Regions from separate parts of the Homo sapiens genome. Here region 2 is linked to region 1. A link is an interaction called in ENCODE POLR2A ChIA-PET data of the cell type or tissue named here. Cell type or tissue: HepG2. All regions are shown on one strand. Links, peaks and the distances in the headings refer to the core of each region. The heading gives the core; the rest is flanking DNA. Region 1 has its middle 26 kb from the start of SLC30A10. Region 2 has its middle 44 kb from the start of SLC30A10.

Region 1 (5,383 bases), core at 185-5,184:
ACCCATCATCAAAACAACACATGTTTTGTACGGTTTGTAGAAATAGTGATGGATCTGCTGTAACCATATATATGATTAACAATAATAAGAGTCTTGGCAAGGATAAGGTGGCCTGCCAGTTTGTGGATGTGAAATAGAGCAGAGACCTTGTCTGCCAAGGGATCTTACTAATATTTCATTAGTTCCTCTTCCCTTCAGCCCTTGGACAATCACTACCAGCCACCACCACCACCACCAATGTTACCATTTATTGAGTGTTCAGTGTATTCCAAGTACTGTGTTGAGTACTTTACACAAATAATATAATTTCATTCTTGCAACATCTCTAAGAGACAGATATTACCAGATTTACAGATGAAGAAACTGAGGTTTAGAAAGTTTAAGTGACTTTTTGGAGGTCATCTAGCTACTGGAATTAGGATTCAACTTATGGTATGTTCATTTGCACATTTTAATATGCCCTTTTGTGATTATTGCCAAATAACTTTCCACAGTCCATAACTGTTTTCCTCTCTGAGGGGAGCCAAGTAGAGTAGAGTCTTTAATTAAGGGCCTGGACTCAAAGTTTTAATTTCTTTGTACCCTACTATTAACTAGCTGTATGATTGTGGAATTTGTCTGAACCTGTTTTCCTTGTCTAAACAATGGAAATAAATAGCAAGTATTCTCTCTAGCTAATTATTTTGTACAGTTCTTCAAATGTATGTGATATGATGCTGTTAATTATTCTCTCTATACTCTGACAAAGACTGACAATGCACAGATGTCAATATAAACTCATTTTTCATTAAAATTTACCTGATATCAGTCATAGCAGCCTCTGCACATTGGAAAAAAAAATTACTAAGAACAAAGAGATGGTCTCTTTAACTTCTTTTTTCTTCAGTTGAATTTGGTTTCACAAATGTGAAATAGCACCTATTTTTCTATCTTCCTTTAATCTTTCTTATTTACTCCCCGTAACTAATCCAGACCCCTTCACGGGACAACAAGAGAAGTAAGAGGTTAGGTAAGCTGTCAGGAACGTAGCAAAAGAGCTGTGAGGGAATTTATTAGGTCTCTACCATGGGACAGATACTGTGATCTGTGGTGTGTGCATTCTTATCACCGAATCCTCATGTGGAAGTTAATTGATCAACAGCTGTGACAGTGCTTGGAAAACAATGGTTACTGTCAGATATAGACAAAATGCAAAGTAAAGCTGGTGGGAATTAAGCATCATGTTTCTTTAAATTATTTAATAATTATCACAAATTCCCAATCATTACCATTCTGCCTCCGATCTAGAAAGGGAACTCAGGTAACCTATGCCTAGAAAACCTTCCCTTTTCTAGTTTGAAAAGCCACCTTCAGGCCGGGCACGGTGGCTCATGCCTGTAATCCCAGCACTTTGGGAGGCCGAGGCGGGCAGATCATGAGGTCAGGAGATCGAGACCATCCTGGCTAACACGGTGAAACTCCGTCTCTACTAAAAATACAAAAAATTAGCCGGGTGTGGTGGCACAAGCCTGTAATCCCACCTACTCGGGAGGCTGAGGCAGGAGCAGGAGAATTGCTTGGACCAGGGAGGCAGAGGTTATCGTGAGCCCGAGACTGTGCCACTGCACTCCAGACTGGGTGACAGAGTGAGACTCCGTCTCAAAAAAAAAAGAAAAAGAAAAGAAAGAAAGAAAAGCTACCTTCAATTATGCAGCTTCTCAAATTTTATTTTATTTTATTTTATTTTATTTTATTTTATTTTATTTTATTTTATTTTATTTTTGAGACTGAGTCTTGCTCTGTTGCCCAGGCTGGAGTGCAGTGGCCCGATCTCGGCTCACTGCAAGCTCCACCTCCTGGGTTCACACCATTCTCTTGCCTCAGCCTCCCGAGTAGCTGGGACTACAGGCGCCTGCCACCACGCCCGGCTAATTTTTTGTATATTTAGTAGAGATGGGGTTTCACCGTGTTAGGCAGGATGGTCTCGATCTCCTGACCTCATGATCTGCCCGCCTCAGCCTCCCAAAGTGCTGGGATTACAGGCGTGAGCCACCGCGCCCGGCCTCAAATTTTATTTACTCCATAGTATTTGCTACTGGTAGAGAGACAGCAAATTCCCCTTTGCCTCTCCTAAAATTCTTGGCCTTGCCTACTCTGCTTGTCACTGAATAAAATTTCCTCTATGACAAAAGGAAACCTGACTTGTTTCAGCGGCTACAGGACTGTCCACGTGAAAAGCCCATGTCAGGCTATAGTACTGAGTCTTAACTAGAAGCTTGCATGAGCAACTAATCAGCAGTGTGTTAAAACCTTCTGCAACAATACACTTTGCTGGATGCTGTGCTGTCACTGCCTCTAGCGAGTTGGTTGGAGAAACATAATGCCAGAACCGTGATTATGAGAAACAGAAGGAGAGAGAGAGAAAGCAAGCACAATTTGGAATCAAAACAAAACTTAGCCGGGCACAGTGGTTCACACCTGTAATCCCAGCACTTTGGGAGGCTGAGGCGGGTGGATCACTTGAGGCCAGGAGTTCAAGACCAGCCTGGCCAACATGGTGACACCCCATTTCTACTAAAAATACAAAAATTAGCTGGGCATAGTGGCGCACGCCTGTAATCCCAGTTACTTGGGAGGCCGAGGCACGAGAATTGCTTGAACCGAGGAGGCAGAGGTTGCAGTGAGCCAAAGATCATACCACTGCACTCTAGCCTGGGCAACAGAGTGAGACTCCATCTCAAAAAAAAAAAAAAAAAAAAAAAACTTAAATTCAAAGGAAAGGCATTTTTTTAAGAAAAAAATACTTTAAAATAATTAACAGATATTTCTGATATAAATGTATCATTTGTACATGATATAAATGGCAGGCCCCGTCTATCCCAGACAGAAAAAGACGCAAAATAGAGCAGAAGCCATCCTACTAGAAAAGTGAGCTGTACAAGGTCACCTTTAGGTTAAAATAAAGGCCACTGTACAGCAAGGTTATTCGTACAGTACAAGGCAAGGGCATGGAGGGTTTTAGTAGCTTGATTCTAAAGAAACTTCAGGTCTGAAAAAATAACTAAAAATAAGACTTAAACATGAAAGATAACAAGAAAATCAAGGAAAATCAAATAAAGTAAGCAAGGAATAGGAAAACGTATAAACGTTAACAAAAGGAGTCCCTAAGCCTAGAGAAAGAAACTGGCTCGTGACAAGTATCTCCTGCGATCTGGACCTACATGTTGTTTCCACCCCTTCAACCTTTCCCCTACTCCCTTCCCCGAAACACATGCACACACAAAGCCATCGACCATTGTGGACTTTAACCCTATTTTGTTTGTTTGTCTTTTACTTAATGCTCGTATTTTTTACTTTTTTCACTTTGCCTCTCACTTTAGCCAAAAATACTGGCTCTACCATCACCTGAACTTCCTCACACCTTTTAGAGTCAGGGGTGACCTCCCACCGGCTAGATCTGGATCTAAGACTTCCAAGTTTTCTCATCTCAGCTAAATCTTCCAGACATTCTTTTCTCGCAGGTTTTAAAAATTTTCTGGTTCTGTATGTCTGATTCTCCAGTATAACTTTTTTCATGAATCCCAGGGATATTTAAAGTCTTACCTATATATAGTTTGTTCTATTATATTTAATTTAAAGTTAGTGGTCTTGATTTTTTTTACTTTCCATGATCTCAAACATCAAATATTATGAATTCAATTTCTACACCAGATAGATAAGCAGAACAAGTAAAAGATCCACAAAACCTGGGGGAGACTGAAGGCTTGTTAAGCAAAATCTCTAGTTAGAGATTCCACAAAAGAAGTGATACATTACTGGATTCTGATCATGAAGCCAGGCGGTACCAGGAGTTGTTTTATAGGCACTGCCATGTGCTATAAGCTAGGGTTCTAGACTTACAGAAATTCTTTATCCTAAGTTTAGGTTGAATCTTTTGAAATCAAGAGTCTTTCCCTCTCATAGTTTATAACTCCTTTTATAAATATGGATGGATTAATCATATTTGTTCTTAAAATGTGAGCCAATTGATATCAGGTTAATGTCAATTTATGACGTTCGTCTGATGCAATATTTATTCTTTTCTTTAAACCAATTTAGATGATGGGAAGAATACCAAAATGTATGGTTCAGAAAAGGTGATACATAACTGCAGACATAAATGCTAACAAGCCAAACAGCTGTCCTAAAGGAATTTGGCAAGTTTAAACACTAAAATTTCTTTTCTTTTTCTTTTTTCTTCTTTTTTAGTGACAGGGTCTCACTCTGTCACCCTGGCTGAAGTGCAGTGGTGTGATCATAGCTCACTGCAGCCTCAAACTTCTGGGCTCAAGTGATCCTCCTGCCTCAGTCTCCTCAAGTCTAGGATTACAGGCATGAGCTGCTGTACACAGCCTAAAATTTCTAATAGAAGAATTTAACAACACCAAAAGCTGCCAAAATAATAATGGTAACATAGAACATGGATCTTAAAGCGTGAGTCACACGTGTATTGTACCTATCACTTATTTAAACTAGAACACTATATAGCATCAAATACTTCAAAACAAGCTAGATACTCTAGAATTAAGCCAGCAGAAACCCATATGGCTGGACCAGACACTGGGGCACACACCTATAATCCCAGTGCTTTGGGAGGCCAAGCAGGTGGATCACTTGAGCTCAAGAGTTCGAGACCAGCCTGGCCAACATGGCGAAACCCTGTCTCTACTAAAAATAAAAATTAAAAAAAAAAAAAAGAAGAAAAGAAAAAAAAGAAACCCATATGGTTGGAGTGAAACATTTGTCTTAAGCCTCTTGTTATCTCAGCATGAACATACACATTGGAAAATACCACTTCCCAAACAAAAGCTTAACTAAGACCTATCCAGTAATAATTCAATTTTATAAAAATAGAACTATGGTGTGTACCAAGTTTCATACTGGTCAGAGTCAGACCGTTTACCTAAATTGCTTTTGTTATGTGCAGGTAAATGTTGTATGTCAAGAATGAAGGCAAAATCAGAACTGTTATGTGACAATCAAAAATATAATGGTAATGTCAACACTAATCATTTGAAATCATCTCTCTTGCCTTAAATTTATACCTAGCAATAAAAAATATATATTTGTCTTATATGAAATATGTGAATTTCATGATCTGGAAGCTCTAGTAGTAATTTTCACGATGATTGGTGTAGCCATAGCATAGGGTCTCAAGTTAACAATGAATTTTCCTTTACAAAAGATGAGGCCCAAATTCAGTGATTCATTAACTCAAATAAAAATCTAGACTCTAGTTTCTAATTTATTTTTATGTTTACCACATCCTACAGATACTCTCATAACATATGTTCTACCAACAGGAAAATCGACACAGAGGTAGGATAAAGGACCGGCTCCAACTGACGTAATTTATCATAGTAGC
Region 2 (5,383 bases), core at 53-5,052, 71 kb before region 1:
TCACATGCCATGAAGAATTCCAGCTCGGAATTAGGGTTTTTCAAGGCATGAAATATCTGACAGTAAAGGGTCAAAATAGAAAAGTATATACTCCCCTGTCAAATAATATTCCAAAATAATATTGGAAAGTATCAGACAGGAATGAAAGTATCATTTGTTAATTCATTCAGGACATATTTAATGATTTCCCATTATTTCACAGGGCAAACTGGAATTCAAAGCAGAACTTATAAGAGTGGTAAAACTTTATAATAGTGTCTAGGAGCAATTTTGTGAGCTCAGATTAAACCTTTTCATTGTCACCAAGGAGTCAACCTAAAAGCCTATGAAAATGATGTTCATTTTGTATTCTACCCTTACAAAGTTCTTATAGGCCTATAGTAACAGCTATGACTCCTGACCCCCGCACCAAAAAGTAAGGCACACGCTTGGACTAAGTCGGTTAGGAATAGGAATGGATAAATAATGGGGCAATACAAAGATCCCTGGTCAACTTCACAGTCTGTCATCTAGGTGCTCCGGTTTTTAACATCTTCTGCAACCTTCGGGAAACAGAACAGATCATCGCAATCTACTGTTTTTTTTTTTTTTTCCTCTAAGAAAATGCCCATGGAAAAGTGCTGGATGTCTTGCAAATCTGTTATCGCAATGCAAAATCACACCGAGTTTCTTTAAGAATCACAGTGCATTCCCTCTCTCCCAGAACTAAATAAAGCCTGCCTTGGGAAGCAATTCAAAACTGGAATTCTGCTTCTACATTGCTCAGTTACCCAGGCAGCTGAAGCCTTTGAACAGGTCTCAGAAAGTCCCTCAAATACAGTCTTTTTAGGTCAAATGAGAACAGTCCTGTTAAGTCATACACTAATTCCTCTCTACAAACAGAAGTCTGGTTAATTCTCAGGGAGCTAAGAAAAAAAACAAAGATCCTCTTTCTTCCAGAAAAATTTTTTTTCTTAAAAAAACTATACCATTATGGTTTTTTTTACTTAAACTCTAAGGACAAAATTTTTTTAAGACTTCCATTGTTGATTAAAATAATATTTTATTATAATATTAAGCAAATATGCAAAAACATAAAATTAGGTTATATATTTTAGATCATTTATAGCTCTAAAAAGAAACACATTTTAAAATGTAATGCCAACAAAAAATTAAGCGAATGACATTACTTTAATGTGATAAATCATATTTTGCTAAAACAAAATCCACTGCCCACAATGTAAACATGGTGCTGACGTTATGATGGAGAAATTTCTGGATTAGCATGCCCAAATTATTATGTACTGGGTGATGAATTCATATTTCTGTATCTACCCTCTATGTAAACTGGAGTTCTGAAGTAAGGCTGCCTTAGTTCAAATCCCAAAGCTGTCACTTCCTATGTTCTGAATGTGTGACGATGGGCAAATTACTTAACATCAATGTGCCTCAGTTTCCACATCTGTAAACTGGTCATACTAATAATAACACCTACTTCATAGGGCTCTTGCGAAGCTTATGGGGGGTAAGCATAAAGTACCTGGTATACAGTCAGTACTCAATTAATATTAATTATTACCTTTTATTACCTTGAGCTCTGCATAATAAGTCTGCAAAGACTCAAGCCTTACTTCAATAGACACAGCAGACAATGGGTAGTGGAATTTCAACTTCCTCAGGGAAAAAGGAACTAGCCCAAACCAGGTTTTTTACATAAAGCCACCGGCTTGGTTTGCACACACAAGAATGAAGGCTGGAGTTACCACGAGAAACAAGTTGCTTTTTTGGAAAACAGGTGAAGACGCACCCACCACCAGACCCTGCTCATGGACTGGGACTCAGACTGTAATTTCCCAACATGAAAGCCACTGAAGTAAAACTGCTTCTGAATTGGGGTCACCTGCACCATCAGTTTCTTTTCTACTGAATTATTTCCATCCACATAAAAGTATCACTTAATATTTCATACATAATATGTCTTTTATTGTAGTAAAGTGTAGTAACATAAAATTTACGATATTACCATTTTAACCCTTTAACCATTTTTAGATGTACAATTCTGTGGCATTAAGCACATTCACATTGTTGCACAATCATCACCACCATCCATTTCACTTTTCATCTTCCCAAACCAAAACTGAAGGCCCTTTAAAAATTAGCTCTTCATTCCCTCTTTTCCCAGCCCCCAACAACCACCATGCTACTTTCTGTCTCTATGAATTTGACCATTCTAAGGACCTCATATAAATGGAATCATACAATATTTATCCCTTGTGTTTTTTAAACAAAATGCCTTCTCTTGACACCATATCTCCTTCCAATCGTGGCCCTATTTTTCTGATCTCCACCAGAGTAAAACTTTTAGAAAAAGCTGTCTGTACTTGGCTCTACTTTCTCCCTTCTCATCTTCTCTCCAAGTTACTTTAAAGGGACTTTCATCCCAAATATTGGTCAAATATTGACAAAGCCAATGATCAATGCTTTGTCCTTGTATTACCCAACCCAACCCACTCAGTAGCATTCGAAAGGTCTGACCACTGTCTCCTCCTAGAAACACTATCCTCTCCAGCCCTCCCTGACTGTAAACTTGCCTGGTTCTCCTCCTACCTCATGGCTGCTCTTCCTCCAGCTTTTTTGTTGGCTCCTCCCCCAGCTGCCAGATCTCCAAAGGTCAGAGTGCCCCAGGGCTCCGTCCTTGATTCTCTTCTCTTTTCCATGCACGCAGTGCCACTCAAAGCCTTGGTCTGCATACCAGTGTCAGTCCATTAACTATTTGTTACCAGACTGCAATGACAGAAATACAGAAACTGACTAAGCCTTTAGAAAGTTCTAATCGCAATTTGACAGTATATGTTTCTGTTGTTGTATCTAAGAATAAAAAATTAGGCTTGAATTTGAATACCTTTTTTAAATAGTTTATATTTCATTTTTATAATGATTTATACAATTGTATTTTACAAAGTATTGGTTTGCATCAGATTGGATTAGAAAAATAAAACTGGTCCTTCCCCACAGACAGTTTTGAGAAGCGCTGATCCACATTATTTCCTGGGTGATGTCATCTAGCCCAATAGTTTTTAATAATATTTCTATGCTGATCATTCTCATAATTTATGTCATCATCTCTGACCTCTTCTGTAAGCTCCAGACTTGGATATCCAACTGCCTACTTAAAATCTCCACTTGGATGTCAAGTGGGCATACAAACCTTAACATGAACAAAACAGAACTATTAAATAAACAACAAAAAAGAGTCAAACAATAAAAATAGAAGTTTATTCCTTGAAAAGTCTCATAAAATAATCTGCACTAAATCACAACAGGGGAAAAGAGAAGACAAAATAAGCAATATGAGAACAAAGGGGCTGGTAACTATACATCAGTAGAGATTTTAAAATAGGAGTACACTGTGAACAAGTTTACTAAAATAAATTTGGAAAATGAAACATACAAATGCCTAAAAAATATAAATTACCATAATTGACGCAAAAATAAAAAGAAATAGAAAACCTGAACATACCAATAGCCATTAGGGAAACTAAAAAGTCATTCAAAAATCTGCTCCTATCCCACACCAAAAGGGTATAAGGCCTAGACAATTTTACAAATGAATCTAACCAAACTCAAGCAACAGATATTTCATAAACTATAATTTATAATTGTCATGTCTTCCTGCTCAGTTGACATTTATTATTATATAATGTCAAAAACTATCACAAGAGATATAGAAAGACATTATTTCATAATAAAAGGGTCAATTCACCCAGGAAGATATGACAATTATAAATATATCCATCCCCAACATCACAGCACCTAAATATATAAAGCAAACATTGACAGAACTGAAAGAGAAATAGACACAAATGTAATAATAATAGGAAACTTAAACACCCCACCTTCAATAATGGATAGAGCATCCAGACAGAAAAACAATAAGGAAACAGCAAATTTGAAGAGCATTATAGATAAAAATGGACCTAACAGACACATGTAGAACAAATTTAAGAACACTGCAATCATACCAAGTATCTTCTTCAACCACAATGAATGAAACTAGAAACAACAGAAAAGGGAAGCTAGAAACTCCATAGATATGTGGAAATTAAGCAACACATTCTTGAATAACCAATGGGTCAAAAGAGAAATGAAAGGGAAATTAGAAAACACCTTGAAACAAATAGACATGAAAATAAAATGTACCAAAACTTACAGGAGGCAGCAAGAAACGCATTACCAAGAGCAAAGTTTATGGCAATAAACCCCTATGTTAACAAAGAAGAAAAGTCTCAAATTAACAAACCAACCTCAAAGAACTAGGAGAACAGACTAAGCCCAATTTCAGCAGAAGAAAGGGAAAAATAAAGATTAGAGTATAAATAAAATAGAAAACTTTTAAAAATCGGCAACACTTTTTTGAAAAAACATCAATAAAGTTGACAAACCTTTGGCTAGGCTAAGAGACAAAAAGAGAAGACTTAAATAAAAAATGGAAGAGCAGTCATTACAACTAATGCCACAGAATTAAAAAGAATAAGAGAATACTATGAGCAATTATACACCAACAAATTGGATAACTTACAAGAAATTGATAAATTCTTAGAAACACACACCCTAACAAGACTGAATAATGAAGAAATTGAAAATCTGAACAGACCTATAACCAGTAAGGAGATTGAATCAATAATCAAAAACCTCTCAATAAAGAAAAGTCCAAGACCAGATGGCTTCACTGGTAAATTTTACCAGACATTTAAAGAAAATTTAACATCAATTCTTCTCAATCTCTTCTAAAAAAAATTGAAGAGGGGAGAACACTTTCCAACTCTTTTGAAGCCAGTGTTACCCTAATGCCAAAGCCAGACAAAGATATTACAAAAAAAAAGAACCTACAGACCAATACTCCTGATAAACACAAATACAAAAATCCTCAACAAAATATTAGCAAAGGCCAGTTGTGGTGGCTCATGCCTGTAATCCCAGCACTTTGGGAGGCTGAAGCTGAAGGATTGCTTGAGGCCAGGAATTTGAAACCAGCCCTGGCAACATAGCAAGACCCTGTCTCCACAAAAAAAATTAAAACTTAGCAAGGCATGGTGGCATGTACCTATAGTCCCAGCTACTCAGGAGGCTGAGGCAGGAGGATCACTTGATCCCAGAAGTTTGAGGTAAGAGTGAGCTATGATCACACACTTACACTCCAGCCTGGGTGACAGGAAAGACCCTGTCTCAAACAAAACAAAACAAAACAAAACATTAGCAAACTGCATTAAATAGCACATTAAAAGGATCCTACACCATAACCAATTTAGATTTTTCCATGGAATGCAAAGTATTTCAACATACAAAAATTAGTGTAATATACCACATTAACAGAACGAGGGGCAAAAAACACACGATCATGTCA

The links. ChIA-PET counts read pairs that join two places held together with the same protein. Peaks named below come from ENCODE experiments on the same cell type or tissue, not always from the same donor. Only the 100,000 strongest peaks of a DNase experiment are listed, where the experiment ranks them.
Region 2: POLR2A ChIA-PET joins it to region 1 with 8 read pairs; 1 of 35 experiments calls an interaction of 5 or more read pairs at or near these places.

The regions. Positions count from the first base shown.
Region 1 is chr1:219,951,963-219,957,345 of GRCh38, forward strand. It overlaps a transcript of SLC30A10 not described here. Among named protein-coding and RNA genes, the nearest start is that of SLC30A10, 26 kb to the left of the region's middle. In HepG2, for the core only: no CTCF peak of the experiment used is centred there; a DNase peak (open chromatin) is centred at 3,259; H3K4me3 peaks cover 654 bases.
Region 2 is chr1:219,881,540-219,886,922 of GRCh38, forward strand. It overlaps a transcript of LOC105372926 not described here. Among named protein-coding and RNA genes, the nearest start is that of SLC30A10, 44 kb to the right of the region's middle. In HepG2, for the core only: no CTCF peak of the experiment used is centred there; a DNase peak (open chromatin) is centred at 2,632; H3K4me3 peaks cover 820 bases.